Linked DNA regions of Homo sapiens: region 1 is linked to region 2. The links are chromatin loops, found by intact Hi-C in ENCODE. Cell type or tissue: heart right ventricle. All regions are shown on one strand. Each heading gives the region's core, and the rest is flanking DNA. Links, peaks and the distances in the headings are about the cores only. Region 1 overlaps KATNB1 (katanin regulatory subunit B1). Region 2 has its middle 61 kb from the start of KIFC3.

The links. A loop is a pair of places that touch in the nucleus more often than their neighbours do. Peaks named below come from ENCODE experiments on the same cell type or tissue, not always from the same donor. Only the 100,000 strongest peaks of a DNase experiment are listed, where the experiment ranks them.
Region 1: it touches region 2 in a loop (21-fold over the local background); 90 of 110 quality-filtered maps call a loop at or near these places.

Annotation. Positions count from the first base shown.
Region 1 is chr16:57,755,450-57,759,831 of GRCh38, forward strand. It overlaps KATNB1 (katanin regulatory subunit B1), which reads left to right. Exons shown (of 20, transcript NM_005886.3): 16 at 1-45; 17 at 392-468; 18 at 543-617; 19 at 907-1,023; 20 at 1,365-1,795. The coding sequence ends at 1,497. KIFC3 (kinesin family member C3) reads right to left here. Exons shown (of 20, transcript NM_001130100.2): 18 at 4,279-4,382; 19 at 3,676-3,704; 20 at 2,768-3,460. The coding sequence ends at 3,700. Among named protein-coding and RNA genes, the nearest start is that of MIR6772, 15 kb to the right of the region's middle. RefSeq lists enhancers at 1,540-2,179, 1,768-2,062 and a silencer at 1,861-2,010. In heart right ventricle, for the core only: CTCF peaks have their summits at 1,929 (motif pointing right) and 2,129; a DNase peak (open chromatin) is centred at 1,932; H3K27ac peaks cover 2,221 bases.
Region 2 is chr16:57,861,408-57,865,789 of GRCh38, forward strand. It overlaps a transcript of KIFC3 not described here. Among named protein-coding and RNA genes, the nearest start is that of KIFC3, 61 kb to the left of the region's middle. In heart right ventricle, for the core only: a CTCF peak has its summit at 2,366 (motif pointing left); a DNase peak (open chromatin) is centred at 2,334; H3K27ac peaks cover 886 bases.

The DNA.
Region 1 (4,382 bases), core at 52-4,051, 110 kb before region 2:
AACCTGGACACTGTGCGGGCTGTGTGGACCATGGGCGACATCAAGGCAAGTGCCCACCCTTGCACAGGGCCTCATCTCGCCCCCCTGCCCCTGCCACCTGCCTGCCCGGGCTTGGGGCAGAACAAGAAGAGGCCACCCATGGGGGACAGTGTGGGATAGGCCATCCCTGACGTCACACCATCTGTTTCCGCCATCATCATCATCATCACAGACTGCCGTTTAGTGAGCATCTGTTTACATGCCTGGCCTTACACTCATTGCGTTAGGTGCAGTGCTGAATACCCACAGCCCCATCAGCACACCCACATTCACGTTCGTACCCCCACCCTCACCCTCACAGGGCCACACTGTCCCCCACTGCCCCACCCCTGACGGTGCTCTGTTTGCACAGACGTCGGTGGACTCCGCTGTGGCCATCAACGACCTGTCGGTGGTGGTGGACCTCCTGAACATCGTCAACCAGAAAGCGTAAGTGGCTGCAGAGGGGGAGTGGGCGGAGGGGCAGGGCTGGGCTGATGGCAGCATGTCCTGGCCTCTCCTAGCTCCCTGTGGAAGCTGGACCTGTGCACCACCGTCCTGCCACAGATTGAGAAGCTTCTGCAGAGCAAGTATGAGAGGTGCGTGTGGGGAAGCCATGCCTGCCTGAAGCAGGGGGAGGGGAGAGGTAAGAAGCCTCCTCCAGAACCATGGGAAGGACCCCCAAGAGCCTGGGTGTTCCTGTGAGCTGGCTGTGAAGCATTGCTGCCCCTCAACAGTCCGGAGGTGGGAGTGGAAACAGGCGTGTGTGGGTGTATGTGTGGGTGTGTCTGTGTCTGTTTCTGCCCCTCTCCTCCTTTGTTCCTTGCTGTTTCTCTTTCTGTCTGTGGCCCTTGGTCCATCTGTGACTTCATCCATCTCCCCCTAAAGCTACGTCCAGACGGGCTGCACCTCCCTGAAGCTGATCCTGCAGCGGTTTCTGCCCCTCATCACAGACATGCTGGCGGCCCCACCCTCTGTGGGTGTGGATATCAGCAGGGAGGAGAGGTGAGGGCAGCGCATGTGTTGGGGGCAGGGGTGCCACAACAGGTGAGGGGACAAAGGCCTGGAGGCCTGGGCCCCTCTTACTGACAGTCCTGCTGGGACAGAGTACAGAGGAGGCGTTGGTCTGGGGCCATGGCTCAGGGTGTGGGTGGGCTTAGCCAGAGCTGGGTTCCTCCATGGCCTGGCTGTGCCCACAATCCCTGGCAGGGCCTGGGTGGTTCCCCTCTGGGCCTCCGCCTTCCCTTGGGAGGAAGGGCTGGAGCAGTTAGGACAGCAAAGGCCCTGGGGTTGGGTGTGGGTGGTGGTGGTGCCAGCTAGCCCCTCAGGCACTGCCCTCTCTACAGGCTGCATAAGTGCCGGCTCTGCTACAAGCAGCTTAAGAGCATCAGCGGCCTGGTCAAGAGCAAGTCAGGCCTGAGCGGCCGCCATGGCAGTACCTTCCGCGAGCTGCACCTGCTCATGGCCAGTCTGGACTGAGGAAAGCAGTGGGCAGGGGCGCTCGGCAGCCCACAGGGCCTGGCCTCAGCCCCCACTCCTGTTCCTTGTGCACCCACTGGCCCATGAGCCTCTGCCTGGCCCCTGCTGCTGTCCTGTGGCCGTCCTGGAGGAGGTGATGCTGGTCCCTGGCCACCTCTACAGCCCTGAACTCTTGAGACAACTCTCTCCAGCAATAGCTGCCCAGCTTTGCCCAACTGTTGCTTCTTGGGGCAGCGAACTGAGCCCTGGGGCTGCTGCTGTAATTTATAAGGCAAATTTTATTAAATTTGTAACTATTCCCAGGTTTCCTTGTGGGGAATGTTTTCTGCTGGCCACAGGGCTCCCCGGGCCCAGGAGTGCCTGCCCCATGGTTTGAGATGAGGCCACACCCCCTCCAAGCCCGGGGGTGGGGCTCTGGGCCATGTGGCCAGCAGGGGGCAGCAGAGAATCAGGCCTCTGGGACAGCACCAGTTCAGCCAGTGCAGACTGGGAAGGAAGGGGAGGCGGCAACCACCCTTCCACCACTGGGTGTTGAGGTTAGGGGTGGCCCCCACCAGCCCGTTCCTCCCCACCTCAGCTACACTCAAGCTGTCTTATGGACACCCCCAGGATGCCTCCAGGGGCAGGACTAGAAGGGCACCTGCCCCTTCCTCTGAGCAGGGCTCCGATCAGCTGTCACTCCCTGCTGGAGTCCCCAGCACTGGCTGGCGGGAAAGGGCTCCCTGCTCCGTGGGCACTGCGACAGGTGGGCCCCCTCCTGCTCCCAAGGCAGGGACCAGGTACAGCCCCGCCCCGGGGTGGTCAGGGTCCTCGGCACTGGAGGAAGGTGGCGTGGACCTCTGGCCAGTTCACTGAAGAGGGAAAAGGCCAGGGCAAAGAGTGGGCAGTGGGTGGTGCCCAGCAGTAACCTGGAAGCCCAGCATGGTTTGGGCAAGGCTTTGATAGCCTTTGAAGCTCTCTCCAGCCTTAGTTTCCTTCCCATCAGTAACATGGAGGAATGCCCCTGTTGGGAGGTCAGTTATCGTGGGCACATGGTAGGTACCGCATGAGGCGACTGTGACCACAAACAACAGAGAAAGTGACCCAGGGTGGGACAGCGCAGGCTCCCCCCAGTTGTTTGTTAAGGACGCATGTCCCTAACTGACCTAGAGGACAGATCCCAGAGGGCTGTGGGGTGACCAGCCAGCGGGGGAGTCCACAAGACCTGCCAGTGCCCCGTCCCCCTAATCAGACCAAGAGGGGCTCACAGACCAACTTTTTCAGACCATACTTGTGTAAAAAGGCTTCTTTTATTTTAATAAGTAAAAATGGCTAAGCTTCCAAAAGTTCTTAAATAGGATTTCAGAGGGAAGAAAATTCGAGAGACCAGCGAGCCAGGCAGGTGAGCGAGCAGCAGAATCCCCCACCCGCTGGCTGCCTCTGCCAGCCATAAACACAGCACGGCCCCGTGGCGGGAGGCCATGCGCCTCCGCACACCCCCCAGCTGCGGGAACCCTCCTTGAAGGAGAGGGGCGGGGAGGGCTGCCATTGGTGCCACCAACCCACCCCAGTCCCCATGGTTCTTGGGTCTGCCCAGAGGCTCCTCGCCCACCCCCTAAGGAGGGGGCTGGCCAGCTCTGCAAGCTGAGGAGAGGGGCCGAGAAAGCCTGGGTGAGAGGCCCACCCTCCTCCACACTCCCGCCCTCCTCACGGGGCCCAGTTCGCTGATGGCCCAGGCCTGCCAGGAAGAGCAGCCACCCCCGCCTTTCCGCCCATGCAATTTGCACTCAGAGCCACAGCCGAGAGACACCGTTTCCTTCTGAACATGTTTCTCATCTTTGAGGGGAGACGGGGCAGAAGAAGAGCCTCCACTCTCGCCTCTACCTCCGGGGGTCCTGGCGCTGCAGCAGGGACAGGCCAGTGAGGGCCCAGCTTCAGGCCCAGCGGGGTCACATCCGTCACACAGGCAGTGGCCGCGACTTCCCTGCAGGGGCATGAGATCATCAGCCTCTTGTCCACTTGCCCACCGGCAGCCCACAGCAGTTGCCACCGAGAGCAGGAGGGAACCCAGCAAAAGCACATAGACAAGCGACAGCAGGGGCTAGACCCAGCTCTGAACAGCAGAACGTCCCAGCGCAGCCCTGCAACCCACTGCGGGCAGGCAGGCGGGCAGCCCTGGGCCACAGGCCCCACACTCACCTAGAGACTCTGCAGCCCCAGCCGTCAGGCTGAAATCAAAGTGACAGGCGTCTCACTGGTGGGCTTGCCTTGGGCCAGTACCCCACAAGACCCTGCTGCTGCTACCCCTTTGGACTCAAGGATGGGCCAGGCCCTCCCATGATCTGGGCTAAACAGGGGCTGGAGCCCTGGGTCCCGGTCCTGTGGCGGGGCTCACTCCTCACCTAGGAGGTAGGCAAGCCCGGCCCTTTCTACCCCCGGGGCAGCTGAGGCACAGGGAGGGGGCTGCAGGGGCTGCTCTGGAGGGGGCTTACTGCACAGGCTCAGCCAGCCCATGCTCAGAGAGCAGGGTCCCAGGGTAGAGTCAGCACCCCCGGCTGAGAGGCTGGGGTCTCCTTACACTGCCCCCTTCCCACAGACCTTCCATTTCCCACCTGCAGAACGGACACAGCACTGTCTGCCCTGACTACTGCCTGGGGGCAGGGGAGGTTGTAAAACAGGTTCTGGAGAAGGTGTAAGAACTTTTTAAAAAGGAAAGAAAAGAGAAAGCCCATCCAGGTAAGGGCAGCCTGGTGACTATTACCCTGGGGAGACTCCCCACCCACACTGCCACTCCAGGCTCACCCGAGGGCTGCAGCTTCCTCCGGATGGATCCAGGGCGGCTACTGGTCCCAGAGCTGGGGGCTGAGTGGGCCCGTGCCGAGGGCTGTGGCGTCTGACAAGCCGGC
Region 2 (4,382 bases), core at 214-4,213:
CACTATTAACTTTCTATCTCAATGTCTTTCCTTCTCTCACTGCACAACCTTAGATAATTAATTTGTTAATTATCAATCTCATAAATGAAACAAAGCTGATCAGGGCACATGGCTGGTCTGGATGTTCCCAAGGATGTATTGCAGGTGGCAGGAAGGACCGTGGACCCAGCGTCCACTTTCCCAGGGGTCGATCATAAAACAATTTGCACCATGGTACTGGGGGCCAGAAGGGCAAAAGGGAGCCATGTGATCAAAATAATCTTTCCTAGGCCAGGCGCGGTAGCTCACACCTGTAATCCCAGCATTTTGGGAGGCCAAGGCTGGTGGATCACTTGAGGCCAGGAGTTCAAGACCAGCCTAACAAAACCCTGTCTCTACTAAAAATACAAAAATTAGCCGGGCGTGATGGTGTGCACCTGTAATCCCAGCTACTTGGGAGGCTGTGGCACGAGAATCACTTGAACCTGGGAGGCGGAGTTTGCAGTGAGCCAAGATTGTGCCACTGCACTCCAGCCTGGGCAACAAAGTGAAACTCTGCCTCAAAATAATAATAGTAATAATAATAATCTTTCCAACAGGTAAAATATTTTCAAGCTGAAGGAGTGGAAGTACTGGCTAGTCATATGTATAGATCATCAAAGAACAAGGATGAGCTTCTGGAAGCGAATTCTGGCAGCTGGGCTTACCTGCTACTCCCTGGGAGCTTTTTGACGTCCTTATTATTATTATTATTTAATTTTCTGTCCTGAGTAGCTGGGGCTACAGGTGCTTACCACTACATCTGGCTTTTTTTTTTTTTTTTTTAGTACAGACAGGGTCTTTCCCAGGCTGGTCTCAAACTCTTGAGCTCAAGTGATCCTCCCGCCTCAGCCTCTCAAAGTGCTGGGATTATAGGTGTGAGCCACCTTGCCTGGCTGAGATTTCATCAAGCTACTTAGAACATCGTGCAACTTAGAATTCATGAATTGTTTATTTCTGGAATTTTCCATTTAATATTTTTGGACCTTGGTTGACCGAGGGTTACTGAAACCTCAGAAAGCAAAACTGTGGATAAGGGAGGATTACTATACTGCCATTAAGTTGTATTTTAAAAATAATTTCAAAAATTGTATTCAAGTAATATGTGTATTCAATTAAAATTTCATCCCTTCAATGTTTTATAAGTAATTCAAATACCAGAGTGGTAACCATCTTCTAAGAATATTAGCTACAATCCCAATCACTGTTTTTCAAAAAGATGTTGTCAGTCCTGCTTCTGAAATTTCTCTCCAACAGGCCTCCTCCTCCCATTCCCACTGCCCCAACCCAGCCAGGCCCTTACCTTGCACTGCTCCGGGACACCAGCCTCCAATCTGAGGGTTTCCTGGTGTCTGGGCTTCCATGCAGCTGTCAGAGTGTTCTTCCTGAAAAGAAACTCCATCTGTGCCATTTTCCGAGCAATACGTTTTACTGGGTTGTCCTGTAGCCTTCAGGATAAAGTACAAATTCCTGAACATGACACCTCGGATGAAGTCCGTCCCCTCCTTCCCAGATTACCACCTGCCCCTTTGACCCTGCCCTTTGGTCATCAGCCACAATCAGCTGCTGTCTCCACCAAGCCTCACCAGCTCTCCAAGCCTTCACCCATGATGCTGTCTGCCTGGACTGCCCTCCCTCCCATTCCTCTGCCTACAAGATCCGATATGCGCTTCAGCCTCCAATGTTAGCTCACCAAAATCTTCCCTTTGAATTATGAATGCAGCTGGCTGCAAACTCCTCCAAGTGACCAGAGTGTCCTATAATCACGTCTATTATAGCATCTTTGATTTAGGGGGTGATTTTTGTTTTTTTTGTTTGTTTGTTTGTTTTTCTTTTTCTTTCTTTCTTTTTTTTTTTTTTTTTTTTTTTTGCATTTCTGTATTTCCTAAGAGAATGTGAATTCCTAGAATCCTAGGAATTCTCATCTGATTTTTATTCCCAACGTCTAGCACTATGCAAAGCAAAAAGTAGGTACCCAATAACTGCTTTTGGAATGAATAAATGAATCAATGAATGGTACCATGCAGCTGCCAAAGTGCTTTCTGCAAAGCAACTCTGACCTTGTTGCTCTCTGAGCTGTGCTCCTTCCTGGGTGATGAGGTAACACTGGAAGCTATTAACAGATAAGAAAGAGAAAAAAAAAAGGAGGGGAGAGATCTCTGGGTCTCTGACAAATTACTTATTTTCACTGAGTTTCTGTTTCCTCATTTGTAAAACAAAAGTGCTGTCCGGATGAGCTCTGAAGGCATCTTCCAGTTCTCAAATTCCAGCCTGCTTGGCTCCTGAACAACTTTCCCAGAGTCTCTGGCAGCTATAACCCAAGTCTTAGCACCATCTAGTGATAAACAGGCACACAGCGGGGAGGGAAAGCCGGGGAGTGGGGAGGGCGGATAAGAGAAGGAAATGCCAACTTTAATTATATTATGAGCCGGCAAGGAATTAGGTCAAACCTGCAAATACAAAGTTAAACCAAGAGACCTAACTTTATCCTGGGGATGGAATAAATAATTAGCTTCAGAACATGGATGAAGTAGACAATTATAGAATGCCTGAGACATGGAAAAGGCAATAAAACAATTCCTGTGTACCCTGGCCCTCTTGTTCTTTTATCAATTTACTGCTTGTTACTGTAATTAAATATTTTTCTTGGGAGGACATGTACTTTTGAAGGGCCTATGGCATGGGACTCCAATAACTCAATAAAACCACAAATTAAGTATTTATTAAGAATATATATGTATTTTCAAGTTTCTTCCTTACTATTTATTTATTTATTTATTTATTTATTTATCTGAGACAGGGTCTTGCTCTGTGGCCCAGGCTGGAGTGCAGTGGCATGATCACGGCTCACCGCAACCTCGAATCCCTGGGCTCAGGCGATTCTCCCACCTCAGCCTCCTGAGTAGCAAGGACTACGGGGATGTACCACCATGCCCAGCTAATTTTAAATTTTTCAGCTAGGCACAGTGGCTCACGCCTGTAAATCTCAGCACTTTGGGAGGCCAAGGTGGGTGGATCACAAGGTCAGGAGTTTGAGACCAGCCTGGCCAGCATGGTGAAACCCCGTCTCTACTAAAAATACAAAAATTAGCTGGGCATGGTGGTGCGTGCCTGTAATCCCACCTACTCAGGAGGCTGAGGTAGGAGAATCTTACCCCGGGAAATGGAGGTTGCAGTGAGCCGAGATCGCACCACTGTACTCCAGCCTGGGTGACAGAGCGAGACTCTGTCTCAAAAAAAAAAATTCCAGTAGAGATTGGGGCCGGGGAGGTCTCACTATGTTTTTGCCCAGGCTGGTCTTGAACTCCTGGGCTCAAGTGATTCTCCCACCTTGGCCTCCGAAAGTACTGGGATTACAGGTGTGAGCCCCAAGCCCAACCTCTTTACCTTTATTGGAGTGTGATAAGACCAAAATATGACTAATTAACACTATAGGAAATAAGGATAATTCTGAGAGAAGCAGCGAAACAATAACAAAATACTAGTGTCTACATTCTTTTCTTTAAAACCTACTGACCTACACATTTTTATTAACCTAGTATTTGTTTGCTAAATGACTTTCTAGTTGCCAAAAAACAAGAATAAACAAATCGACTGAACAAATGACAAAAGATAAAGAAACAATTGAGCATTGAGTAACAGAAAACTATGTTGAGATTTTGCTAAAATCTGTCCCCAGGGCTGTCCTGAGACCATCTTCTGGACAAAGCACACATGTAAAGGGGTAGGTACTTTATAGATACTTTGAGCAATAAGGGCCTTTAGGCCAGCTATGGTGGCTCACGCCTGTAATCCCAGAACTTTGAGAGGCTCAGGTGGGAGGATCGCTTGAAGCCAGGAGTTTGAGACCAGCCTGGACAACAAAGCAAGACCACATTTCTATAATTTTTTTTTTAATTAGCCAGGCATGGTGGTGTGCACCTGTAGTTCCAGCTTCTCAGAAGGCTAAGGTGGGAAGATCGCTTCAGCGCAGGAGGGTGAGGCTGCAGTGAGCTATGATTGCACCATTGCACTCCAGCCTGGGTGACAGAATAAGATACTATCTCAAAATAATAATAATAAAATAGGCTGGGTGCGGTGGCTCACGCCTGTAATCCCAGCACTTTGGGAGGCTGAGGTGGGTGGGTCACCTGAGGTCAGGAGTTCGAGACCAGACTGACCAATATGATGAAACCCCATCTCTACTAAAAATACAAAAATTAGCTGGGCATGGGTGGCACGTGCCTGTTGTCCCAGCTACTAAGGAGGCTGAGACAGGAGAATTGCTTGAACCCGGGAGGCAGAGGTTGCAGCGAGCCAATATCATGCCATCGCACTCCAGCCTGAGCGACAGAGCAAGACTCCATCTCAAATAATCATAATAA